Linked DNA regions of Homo sapiens: regions 2 and 3 are each linked to region 1. Evidence: read pairs that join two places in POLR2A ChIA-PET (ENCODE). Cell type or tissue: endothelial cell of umbilical vein. All regions are shown on one strand. Region 1 has its middle 12 kb from the start of UACA. Region 2 overlaps UACA (uveal autoantigen with coiled-coil domains and ankyrin repeats). Region 3 overlaps UACA (uveal autoantigen with coiled-coil domains and ankyrin repeats).

What was found. Peaks named below come from ENCODE experiments on the same cell type or tissue, not always from the same donor. Only the 100,000 strongest peaks of a DNase experiment are listed, where the experiment ranks them.
Region 2: POLR2A ChIA-PET joins it to region 1 with 5 read pairs; 3 of 35 experiments call an interaction of 5 or more read pairs at or near these places.
Region 3: POLR2A ChIA-PET joins it to region 1 with 6 read pairs; 2 of 35 experiments call an interaction of 5 or more read pairs at or near these places.

The regions. Positions count from the first base shown.
Region 1 is chr15:70,774,189-70,776,688 of GRCh38, reverse strand. It overlaps a transcript of UACA not described here. Among named protein-coding and RNA genes, the nearest start is that of UACA, 12 kb to the right of the region's middle. In endothelial cell of umbilical vein, no CTCF peak of the experiment used is centred here; a DNase peak (open chromatin) is centred at 1,338; H3K27ac peaks cover 230 bases.
Region 2 is chr15:70,671,297-70,673,796 of GRCh38, reverse strand. UACA (uveal autoantigen with coiled-coil domains and ankyrin repeats) reads left to right here. Exons shown (of 19, transcript NM_018003.4): 14 at 1,796-1,832. Among named protein-coding and RNA genes, the nearest start is that of SALRNA2, 37 kb to the right of the region's middle. In endothelial cell of umbilical vein, no CTCF peak of the experiment used is centred here; a DNase peak (open chromatin) is centred at 1,416.
Region 3 is chr15:70,657,778-70,660,277 of GRCh38, reverse strand. It overlaps UACA (uveal autoantigen with coiled-coil domains and ankyrin repeats), which reads left to right. Exons shown (of 19, transcript NM_018003.4): 18 at 62-127. Among named protein-coding and RNA genes, the nearest start is that of SALRNA2, 24 kb to the right of the region's middle. In endothelial cell of umbilical vein, no CTCF peak of the experiment used is centred here; no DNase peak of the experiment used is centred here.

The sequences.
Region 1 (2,500 bases):
GAGAGGCTGAGGCAGGTGGATCATCTGAGGTCAGCAGTTTGAGACCAGCCTGGCCAACCTGGTGAAACCCCATCTCTACTAAAAATACAAAAATTTAGCCAGGCATGGTGGCATTTGCCTGTAATCCCAACTACTCGGGAGGCTGAGGCAGGAGAATCGCTTGAACCTGGGAGGCGGAGGTTGCAGTGAGCTGAGATCACGCCACTGCACTCCAGCCTGGGTGACAGAGTGAGGCTTCATCTCAAAAAAAAAAAAAAAAAAAAGACATTTGAGGGAGGTAAGGCAATTAGTCATGTGGATATATCCGAGGAAAACAGGAACCTCTGTCCTTTGGAGGCAATGATGAATCCCAAAGATTCTAAACAGTGCCTGGCACTTAGTAAGTAAATACTCAGCAAATATTTAATGAATAAATAAATTAATTAATTTTCTCTGTCGTAAGTTCTCATGTTGCTTAAATTTTCCCTGTTTTTAATAACATTATTTGTTATTCATTTATTTTTTGAGATATTTATCTAGAATCTCAATTTTAGGCAGCATTGATTAGTTTTTTTGTTGGAGGTGACAAAAGAATGCAGTGTTCATATAACACCAGGAGCTCTGATATTTTTAAAAATCTGTGGGACAAGTCTGAAAGAAAACTTGATTCTACCCTAGACCCTTGTTTCAATCCTAGAGTCTAAACCATACCTGTTTGGTTGTGAATCAAGAATGAAACTGGAAAGACATAATTCTGAAAGTTCACGTAACAATCACCCATGAGCTTGAAATTAGGTCAATGAATCCTTTGTTTAAGATGGCATTAAGTTAAATTTCTATGCGTGAATTGTTTTCATACACAAAACTCAGTCACTTATCAAATAAATCAATACCAACTTCTCAGGCGCTCACATGGGGAAGCTGTGTAAGTACTGTTTAGGAATACAGGCATGGAATCACACAAGCATGTTGAAACACAGGAAGTGACCACTCTGACAATCTCTATATCCAGTTTTTAATGTTCATTTTAATATCTGATTATATTTTATTCAATTAATCTTTTGAATACTTTGGAAAAAAAGAGAGAAAACACAAGCAAAAAGCAAAGACTGAAACAAGATGGTCTCTCATACCTATTCCTAACTCCAATATCAAAAATACATTAGAATCAGCATAATTCATGCCCGGTGTTCCTTTTTTACTTCATTTGTTTGGTCCATAGGAGAAGGGCTAAAACCTCAGGCTGACTGCAGTTCTGAGATCCCAAAGTGATCCTTGCTAGACATACCCAAGGGAACATGAGGTCTGGTGGTGCCAGAGGGTTCATATTAGCTTCTTCCAGTGGAGTGCTGGAACTGACTCACAAGAGCTGACTGGTAGATTTTCAAGAATTTTTGAGGGATGACTAATGTCACACTGACAGTTTGAATTCCATGGTGTAAGTATTTATACCATTGAAATTGACGATTGCTATAAATTAGCCCCCCAATTCCCACCTATAAAAAAACAGCTGTCTAATAGGTTACCAGTATACTACTGGTTGAGTCTCTTCTTCAATAGACCTTGTTCTGTCAACAGGGTTTCCCAAATTTCCATTTTTCAGTTGGGACTTTCTGTCTGAAGTATTTTAATTTTCTTTTTTTTCTTTTTTGAGACTGGGTCTCACTCTTTTACCCAGGCTGGAATGCTGTAGCGTGATCTCGGCTCACTGCAGCCTCAGCCTCCCAGGCTCAAGTGATCCTCCACCTTGGCCTCCCCCGACCAGTAGCTGGGACTACAGGTGTGTGCTACTATGCCTGGCTAATTTTATTTTATTTTTGTAGAGATGGGGTCTCACTATGTTGCCCAGGTTGGTCTAGAACTCCTGGCCTGAAGTAATCCCCCCACCTTGGCTTCCAAAATTGCTGGGATTACAAGTGTCAGCCACTGCACCCAGCCTATTTTAACTTTCAATAGTGAATCATTATAGGTATAAATCATTTTAATCAAGTCTTGGTTTTTTTCTATATGGGCAAACTATTTACAAGCATAAATACCTTACTAGGTTTTGGTTTTACACTTATTTATACAACTCCACTCATAACTACATGACACGATTGATAATAGTTAATTATCTGTCCTTCCCATTTCATGGACAACTGCATGTGGTCTTTTTTTTTTTTTTGAGACAGAGTCTCGCTCTGTTGCCCAGGCTGGAATGCAGTGGCACGATCTTGGCTCACTGCAAGCTCCGCCTCCTGGGTTCACGCCATTCTCCTGCCTCAGCCTCCCGAGTAGCTGGGACTACAGGCGCCCACCACCACGCCTGGCTAATTTTTTGCATTATTGGTAGAGACGGGGTTTCACCATGTTAGCCAGGATGGTCTCGATCGCCTGACCTCGTGATCTGCCCGCCTCGGCCTCCCAAAGTGCTGGGATTACAGGAGTGAGCCACCACGCCCAGCCCAGTCTTTAATATTGATATAACTTAGCGTTTGGAAGCTTCAGCTTCATCATTCATAAAACTAGGATAATAGTAGTA
Region 2 (2,500 bases), 100 kb after region 1:
ATGCTTAAAAAAGCTTAACTGTCAAAGGAATTACTGTTACGAGTTATGTATAATAACTTAACATGTAGCTATTTCCCTTGTATGTATAAAAATATGGGGAAAATGGATATTTTAGAATGAGACTGATTTTATGTTACAACTTTTATATTTGTTTTCATTTGAGTAATAGAGATAATAAGACCAAATTAAGTTTTTTGAACTCCTTATGTGCATAGCACCCCCTAATACATGTATGAGGCCATTTAGTAGTTATTGTAAACTTTAGTATTAAATATTCCATAGAACAAAGAGCTTAACTAAGCTTATAGGTATTTTTTCATACTGTGGGGGCACTAATGATTAATGGAGGTGGCATTAATTTAGTCATGGAATTGTGGACTGTTTTATCATGGTCAACTACTTCAGAGTTTGGTATGTAGCTTTTAGGACTGATACACCTAAATATACAAATATGAACTACATCTGCCTGTCCTTACTCTTCATTTCACTCTGGGGTTTTTTGTTTTGTTTTGTTTTGTTTTTGAGACAGGATCTCACTCTGTCACCCAGGCTGGAGTGCAGTGGTGCAATCACCACTCACTGTAGCCTTGACCTCCCCGGGCTCAGGTGATCCTCCCACCTCAGCCTCCTGAGTACCTTGGGTTACCCTGCCCAGCTAATGTTTTTGTGTGTGTTTGTTGTTATTTATTTATTTATTTTTGAGACGAAGTTTCACTCTTGTTGCCCAGGCTGGAGTGCAATGGCACGATCTCGGCTCACTGCAACCTCCGCCTCCCAGGTTCAAGCAGTTCTCCTGGCTCAGCCTCCCTACTAGCTGGGATTACAGGTGCCCGCCACCACACCCAGCTAATTTTTTGTATTTTTAGTAGAGACGGGGTTTCACTATGTTGGCCAAGCTGGTCTTGAACTCCTGACCTCAGGCAATCCACCTGCCTCAGCCTCCCGAAGTGCTGGGATTACAGGCATGAGCCACCGCACCCAGCTCGTTCTTGTATTTTTTTGTAAGGACGAGGTCTCACCACGTTGCCTAGGCTGGTCTTGAACTCCTGGGCTCAAGTGATCTGCCTGTCTCAGCCTTCCAAAGTGCTGGGATTACAGGTGTGAGCCACTGTGCCTGGCCTATTCTTACCCTTGAAGTGTAGTATTTTAATTTATATATTAGATTCTTTGTATTTGGCTTACTTGGGAAAAGGAACAACCCAGTATATTTTGATTCACTGTAGCTAGAGTTCTCTATTATTTCCTAACTAATGGATTGATGGATTTATTACTATGTGTAGGTCTCTGCCTCAGTTTCATTTCCTGCTCTCTCTCTCTTTTTACTTTCAAAGTACTTGGTATTTTATAAACTCTGGAAGAAGTGGTTATGTTGATATTTCATAGTCAATGAGGTAGGGTTTCTGCTTCCTACAGTGGTAAAGTAAAATGAGTTATTGACATGAATGTGGCCACTTCCTTCCTTTTGAGGTAAAGCAGTAGCAAACAGTAGTCTTTGAAAGTTGTTTCAGTTCATTTAGGGCTCACTTTTTTTTTTCTTTTGAGCAATAAAGTTTTTTCTTAAAACACTTGGCTGCTTTTATTAAAATGCTTAGTGAAGTACTTTATTCCCAGCTGATCTCTCTAAGTGTTGCTAGTGTTGTTTCTTTTTGTGGGTTTGAGTAGAATAATGCTCTGGAGAAACAAGAATGTCAAAAATGTAGTTTTAATGACTGCATGATTTAGAGCTAAAATAGATACAGAATTTAACAAAATGAGGCAGCATTCACCCTAAAATATTTTATGCTTCTGATTTCAGAGTGATCATTTAGGATCAGGAAGTCATTTCAGTAACCGTAAGTATAAAAGTATGGATTATCATTACAGTTCACCTAGTTCAAGTAAAGAAGAATGTTTATTCTTACTTGTTTAACTATACAGGAATAACTGTACAAGATATTCCTGCTGCTAAACTTCATCAGCACATGGAACTAGGAAGACGTTAAGATGACTATTGTAACTTCTAACATATTCTGATAATTACTGAAGCTCTGATTCTCCTTAGCTACCTGTATTTTAAAATTGTATATTGTATGAATTACCAAATTTGCCTTGTTGATTAGTAGACATAGACATTTGTCTTGTGATATTTAGGGTTCATTTTTTTATGGAAAGAACATAAACATAGTTTTCTAATTTGGAGAAATCGGTCTTAATGCAAGTAGGCATTTTAAAATTACATTTATGAATTATTTTTAGACCCTACATAATCTTTTTTATTCTGCAATGTTAAACAGTTTCTCTAGAAAATCTGTTTTTGTTTCCTAGTGACTATTAAACTATTCTCTCCTACAACAGTAATATTTATGCTATAAATTTAAATCATCATTTTTGTTTTGATTGATTATAAGATATATGTTTTATTATCATGTAGCCTAGTTTAAGAGTCCTCAATATTTCTGAAGTTTTAGTGATTCTGCTGAGAGAGAGCATAGAAAAAAATAAGAAAAAAAAAAACCAACCT
Region 3 (2,500 bases), 120 kb after region 1:
GTCCAAAGTTTGGAAATGTGAACGCTGATAGTCACATCTGTCCATCTTTCCACATTTCTAGGATGCTGACAGACAGCACCAAGAAGTAATTGCAATTTATCGGACACACCTTCTTAGTGCTGCACAGGTAAAGAACTACTTCTCCTTTGGAAAGAATATTGCTTTAGAGATAATAATTTTTTATTTTCAAATAAATTTATGTGAAAGTAATTGATGTTTAAAGTAGCTGCACCCCCTATGCTTATTTAAAAATAATTATGTTTCTTTTAATCATTGTTTGTGGATCTCCCAGAAAAATTTACAAAGCTATATGGCAACACAACATCTTAAATTTAGTGTCGTCTCCATCTGCTTGTCACTCAGTTTATAGACAGTTTGGTAACATGTGATGGTAGCACACGTTAATGGTGTTGCTAGCTGGAGATAATGCCTTGACATCCACGTGTGGCTGTCATCTAAGAGGAGAGTGGGAATGGCTTTGAATACTAGAAAAGTACAAAAGTGACAAGCAGGGTGTTATGTGTATAGGATTGTAGTAATTAAAAATGATCTGTTTTACCAAGCCTTAACTTGGCTTGGTAAAGCCAAGGATTAATTAAGGAATAACAGTATGAATTCCCTTTTTTAGGGGTGTACTGAGAAAGTTATTGTTAAAATCATACTAAGAAATTACTAACATATAAAGGATACTATGCTTAATTTCCTGTAGAAACCCCGTGAGCAGCATCTTCAAAATTCTCAGAATAGATTTTTTTTCAGGAAGAAAATGTACTAAAAGAAACAAATTTTAGAATGACAGAGATCCTGGGAATTATTTGGATTTGAAGTATGTTAGGCCACACTGTAAAAACAAGCAAAAAAAAAAAAAAAAAAAAAAAAAAACAAACAAAAAATGAAGAAGGGAAAGATGGATGTTGAGAGAAAGCTTCAAAAAAAGAACAATTTTAAAAAGAGAACTAGATAAAATAATAAAAAGAAAGATACTTTATGATATCAAATTCTTAAAATCAATAGACCTGCCTCTTCTATAGGAAATGGAGGGGAAACTAATGAAAAAGAATGAATGATATGATAGAACAAGGGATCTTAGCTACTCTCTTTTGAGCAAATCAGAGATAAACTAGAATCTTAAAGTTTATTGCAATTATTAGAGAAGATTATTGAGGGACAGTGAATAGGAAGTTCAAGTGGGGAAATAGCAGAAAATCTGTATTAGAGAGGCTGAGAAACTCACTAGTATTGGCCATGAGAGGAAGAGGTTGCTCCTAATGAAAAATACAGCAAACTAACAAGCCTTTCCACTTTGTATAATATGCACTTCCGGAATTTGAAATTATTTTCTACTGTGTCCTAATGAAACATAACAAAAGCAATTGACATCAGAAATAGTCTTGCCTTCTGGCATCATAAAGTTAACTAAGAAATTCAGTTCAGTCAACTATGGCTAATGTTTGAAATGTAAACATCCTGCTGTTATAGAAACAGATTTTGGAAGCAAAACTTTTCATATTAATAGGAAGTGTTGTGCTGAAACCTATTTAAGTACTCCAGGAAAAAAAAAATGTGTGTGTTGGGAGGGGGTGCGGTATTTTAATAAGCCCACCATATTGAGTTGCATTTAATCAACTCGTGCCACCATTTTAAGTTTAAAGTATTTTTTAAAAATATAAATGGCTAACATGCATGTAAAAAAGATACTTGGTTTCATCAGTAATGGGGGAGATGCAAATGAATAAGAACATACCATTTTTCACCTGTGGGACTGGCAATATTACACAAGATTATAGTCTATCGTGTTAGCCAGAGTGTATGGGAAATGGGCATTTTCACTCCATTGATGGTAGTGTACAGATTGTTACAATCTCTGTAGAGGGAAATTTTGTAGTACTTAACAGAATTAAAAATTGAGACTGCTTTTTGACCCAGCAATTTCTTCTCTAGTAATCTTTCCATTAAGATTGGAAATACCTTAAATGTCCATCGTTAGGGGAATGGGTAAAGAAATGTAATATGTCCATGCAGTGGATATTATACAATAATTTAAAATAATTGGGTAGCTCAAGGGAAAGATTTCTGTGACACTACATAAAAAAACAAGTTACAAAATAGTATGTGTTATATAATCTTATTTACGTAAAAACATAAATATGGGTTTTTTAAATCAATTACTTAAATTTTAAATTTTTTTAGGAGACAGATTCTTGCTCTGCCATCCAGGCTGGAGTGCTGTGGCACAATCATAGCTCATACAGCCTCAACTCCTGGGCTCAAGTGATCATCCTCCCTCAACCTCCCAAGTAGCTGGGACTACAGGCACATGCCACCACACCCAGCTAATTTTTTTTTTTTTTTTTTAAGTTTTTGCGACAGTCTCCACTGTATTGTCTAGGCTGGTCTTAAACTCCTGGCCTCAAGTGATCCTCCCACCTTGGCCTCCCAAAATGCTGGGATTGCAGGTGTGAGCCACCATGTTCAGCCATCAGTTAGTTTTCTAAACAAA